2 separate regions of the Homo sapiens genome follow, and region 2 is linked to region 1. Evidence: chromatin loops called from intact Hi-C (ENCODE). Cell type or tissue: heart left ventricle. All regions are shown on one strand.

Region 1 (2,500 bases):
CTGCAGAGGCTTCATCCTCAAACCATCCTATCAAAGAAATAACTGCAGGATACTCAGCCTCACGGTAGAACTCATTGTGACTACAAACCCTGTTTTATATACCTAATCACATTGTCCATAGAAAAAGCAGGAAGCCAGCCAGGTGAGGTGGCTCACGCCTATAATCCCAGCACTTTGGGAGGCCGAGGCGGGCAGATGACAAGGTCAGGAGTTCAAGACCAGCCTGGCCAACATGGTAAAACCCTGTCTCTACTAAAAGTACAAAAATTAGATGTGCGTGGTGGCAGGCGCCTGTAATCCCAGTTACTCGGGAGGCTGAGGCAGGAGAATTGCTTGAACCCAGGAGGTGGAGATTGCAGTGAGCCAAGATGGTGCCACTGCACTCTAGCCTGGGTGACAGAGCAAGACTCTGTCTCGGAAAAAAAAAAAAAAAAGCAGGAAGCCAATCAGAGAAGCAAAATTATTTCCTTCGTTTTGTTCTGTGTGAGATAGGGTCTCGTTCTATTGCCCAGGCTGGAGTGCAGTTCTGCAATCATAGCTCACTGAAGCCTTGAACTCCTGGCCTCTCACATGATCCTCTCTCCTCGGCCTCCCAAAGCACTGGGATTACAGGCATGAGCCACCACACCTGGCCATAATTCATAGATAGATATGAATGGGTATGATATTTCACACTTGAGAGAAATAAGGGAGGTGGGAAAAAATCATTCTTTGAACAATTGCTACTTGTCAAGCTTTAAATGCATTGTAAAATTAAATCCAAATAAGAACTCTGGGTGTGGCAAGGCAGTCTACTTCCATATTACAGAGCTATGAGGCAATTTGCTCGAGGCCACTCAGCTAGTAACAGCTGAGCTGGGATCCGAACCCAAGTCTGTTTTTCTCACCACTTCAACCACCAAATGCCCATATATCACTTGAAATAACTGGGGGAATTCATTTTCTAATTTAGATTCATATTGATGCATATTATATGATGTTTCTTATCTTGTGAACAAGGCTTATTTCTATAGCGTTTTCTTAACATCCCAGAAAGTAAAATTTTTCTCCAAAAGAGACTCTGAGAATTTTAATATTTTGCTTACTCAAAAAGGCAGATTACATTCTGCATTCAAAACAAAATAGCTCCCCCTACAGTTTTTGCTCTATTCTCATCCTCGGCTTTGGCAAACAACACAGAGAACCCCTAGGTCAGATACCAGAAGGCAGAGCTGTGCACTTGCCCCTTATTGATGGGAATAATTATTGGTCCATCTGCTTAGAGAGGATCAGCGTTGCTACTCAGGACAAGGAGGCAGCCCTTTAACATTTCCTCACTTTCTTAAGTGTCGGCAACAATTAGCAGAATAACTCTGTAGTTGCTAAGAGTCTCGTGTTGATTTTGACAGGCTCCAGGCTGGAGTAAAAATGTGCTTTCTGGAGGCCAAATTCCCTTCCAACTTCCAGTGCATAGCTGGCAAAGGCAGACACTGTCAGCTATTCAAGTGCCGAGATTCCTCTGTGATGTCATGAGTCCCAGCTTGGCCCAGAGCCCACTGCCTCCCGGTAACTGGTTGGAAACTTGCAAAGCTGTGCGTCAGCATCACGTTAGGAACATGGCACCTACGTGCTCTCCCATGGGTCTGCAACGAGGGAACACCACTGATGATGCAAGGACTGCTGGGAACTTCACTATAGTTCTGGGTGCTCAGTGGCCCTGGGGACGTCAATAATTTGAACTGGCCTAACGTCATTTACTCTCACTATCCCTTAGAAAAATCAGCTGTCTCTGCCTCTTTTGGATTTGGTTCTTTCTCCTAGGTAATTTCCCAAGGAATTTTTAGGTGGAGGGAGGTGGAAGACCCTTCATGTAGTCCATGCAAGACCTACCTAAGTGGACAAATGAAGGAAGATGGATAATAATCAGCCACCTATTGATAATGTTAAGAAAAATTAAATTAGCAAATGGAGCTAGAAAGTACCCTGAAAACTTTAAAGGATATAGAAATAATAATTAACATGTGATGAGCTCTTAACATGGGCTAACGACTGTGTTAACAACTTTACATGTAATATTTCTTTTAATCCTCAAACCAGGCTTATAAAGTTCATTCTATTAATAGACCCATTTTGCAGAAGAGAAAACTGAGTTGGAGAAGTTAAATATTAAAAAGATGTCAAATTGCACAGCAGAAAATTAACTCTATATCTGTATGACTCTAAAGCTCATGTTCTTAACACTGGATAGCACTGCTTCCCCAAAACAGAAGTGCAAGTTAAGTAGCAATTTATAGTGGAAAGTATAATCAGATACTAGGAATGATACTCAGATCCTGAGAAAACTGAGATTTTAAAACATGAGCATGCTTTCTCAGTAAAGTTGCCCTTTGCACCCGTAAAGTGCCTCTTACCTCGATGACTGAACATGACAATTAGTGTGTATAGAATGATTTGTGACTTTTTAAGAATTTCCATATGTGCCATTTTATTGAATCCTCCCAGTAATCCTATAAGAAACACA
Region 2 (2,500 bases), 270 kb before region 1:
AGCATAGTGCTTGGCTCTTAGGAAGGACCCAATAAATGATAGCTATTCTTACTAATATTATTTTTGTTATAAGTTTTTATATGGTCCAAGGTCTATGTACTTTGAAAGTAAAGATGTTGTTGGAGGTCAATGAGTCCCTTAATTCAGGGATTTACATTTTGAGCTCAATGCAAAGTGCGTGGAATCTGATAGCACACTGTAGATAATATTAATATGAAGACTCATGCAGAGGCACTCACATAATATGTATAATTAACTCTGCTATAACAAGATATATGCATTTGTAAAAATCATCATGCTAGGCAAAGCACCACAGGTATCATGAGAGATGGGGTATGGCAGTGGTTCTCAACCACTCACAATCCTCCATGACTTTCTCTCTCTCCTCAGGCTATATTTGGCAATGTCTATAATCACTTTGGGGTGCTACACTGGGGAGTAGAGGAATCAGGGCTACTAGCATCTAGTGGATAGATGCCGGCCAGGGTGGTTGCTAAACATCCTACAATGCACAGGACAGCCCCACCCCGCTCCTCCAGCAAAGAATTATCCAGCCGAAAATATCAGCATTGCTGAGGTTGAGAGACCCTAGGTTTGAGGGCACAAAACTCAAAAACTTGTCAATGACACATCAAAAAACAAAACAGGCCGGGTGCGGTGGCTCACGCCTGTAATCCCAGCGCTTCGGGAGGCCGAGGTGGGCAGATCACGAAGTCAGGAGATCGAGACCGTCCTGGCTAACACGGTGAAAACCTGTCTCTACTGAAAAAAAATACAAAAAATTAGTCGGGCGTGGTTGCAGGAGCCTATAGTCCCAGCTACTCGGGAGGATGAGGCAGGAGAATGGCGTGAACCCGGGAGGCGGAGCTTGCAGTGAGCCAAGATCGCGCCACTGCACTCCAGCCTGGACGACAGAGTGAGACGGATAAATAAATAAATAAATAAATAAATAACAAAACAAATAGGAATTAACAACAACAACAAAAAATGGTAGCACAGTTTAACCCATGTTAAATGGTTAAGACATGCATAGATACAATAAATATTGCACTTTTCCTTGTCAAAGACTTGGAATCTGCCTGTGGAAGTCAAAGTGGAAAGGGTTGCTGCTTTTGAGCTATTGTGAAGTGGTGGGAGGGGGTTATGTAGAATCAGAAAGAAAGTTGCAGCACCGGATGTGCATGGTGTGGCTCATGACAACGTGGTGGACTGAGATAGATGACAGATGGTGGAGGTGTATGCATTTTGTGTATTCCTATCAGGTGCAGTTCAGCTGGGTACAGTTTTCTGCATTCATCTAGTGTTTCTAGGGGATGAAATTGTGTATAAGCAAACGTGAAATCCAGTTATGTTCAAATTGTTCCCTAATATATCAATACCGTTGGAACAAATTCATGATTTCAAAACAAGTCTTATAGCAGAACTGACTTTACGTACTTAATTGCACTGAATGGACTGGACGAAAACTGTAATCTACAGCACCAGTGATTCTTAAAAGTATAGCAGACGTTATTAGCAAAGAGATTTTTAACCCATAGAAATTACCAAACAGAAATGTTTTAGGGAAATAAGTAGGGCCCCCTTTACACAAACTCTTTCACATGCCACTGTCACAAGACTTTTCCATGACCTGGCAAGTGGCTCATACTATTAATAACAAAGTCTACTTAAAATCTTGTATAATGCTGAAACAGTTAAGGGCAAATTATATGATACGTAACATTTGCTTCAAAATAATCTGGGTTTGGACAGTACGTGGGAGGTGCTAATAGGAAACAAGATTGGCCATGAGTTGAATGAAATTAGGAAATGAAAACATAAGGCTTGGTTATCATCTTCTCCCTACTTTTGAATAATAAATAGAAAAAGAAGAGTAATCCATTTAAAAATCATGTATAAGCAGTGGATTTGCAAGCAGGTTCGTATAAATACTGATTTTAAAATAGAGATGCCATTTTTGAACGTACGGTTTGTGTGTTGCCACTGTAATGAAATATCATGCTAAAGACATGGGCTGGGCTGAAAGTATTTAAAGCATGCTTACTTTCTTCAGGTTCCAAAAGATGGGCTATGCTGAGTAGAGCATGATGTTTAACAAAGGCAGTTGTCAAAGGCAAAAAATTAACATTCAAGTCACGGTCAGTGACAAGACAAAATACTTGGAGTGGAGTTTCACCGAGCTGAGAATATAAGAAGCCCTAACAGGGGAGGTGAGACTGAGTCAGGACGTATGTTGATTCTCTCCGTGGGAAACTTGACTAAGCAGAGAATCCCTGGTTATGAGCATGGATGAGCGTTAGAGCTTGACCTTGCCAGGGAGGCCTGGTTTCACTAAGTGGCCTTGGGCACTAATCTAATCACTGTGAGAAATTTTATTTCCCTTCAGGTTTGTGAAAACTGGATTCTCCTTGTAATGAAAAAAAAGTGAGATGTAAAGAAACAACAAAATGGATGCTTGTGATAATAAAGACATAAATTGGAATAAACTCGCAAAAACTCC

The links. Peaks named below come from ENCODE experiments on the same cell type or tissue, not always from the same donor. Only the 100,000 strongest peaks of a DNase experiment are listed, where the experiment ranks them.
Region 2: it touches region 1 in a loop (2.4-fold over the local background); 13 of 110 quality-filtered maps call a loop at or near these places.

What each region holds. Positions count from the first base shown.
Region 1 is chr3:65,169,340-65,171,839 of GRCh38, forward strand. The region is part of intron 1 of LOC105377127 (a long non-coding RNA gene); the gene reads right to left. Among named protein-coding and RNA genes, the nearest start is that of LINC02040, 4.3 kb to the right of the region's middle. In heart left ventricle, a CTCF peak has its summit at 1,141; a DNase peak (open chromatin) is centred at 1,542; H3K27ac peaks cover 1,941 bases.
Region 2 is chr3:64,903,967-64,906,466 of GRCh38, forward strand. The region is part of intron 4 of ADAMTS9-AS2 (ADAMTS9 antisense RNA 2); the gene reads left to right. All of the region lies in intron 2 of LOC105377124 (a long non-coding RNA gene), which reads right to left. Among named protein-coding and RNA genes, the nearest start is that of ADAMTS9, 220 kb to the left of the region's middle. In heart left ventricle, no CTCF peak of the experiment used is centred here; no DNase peak of the experiment used is centred here; H3K27ac peaks cover 448 bases.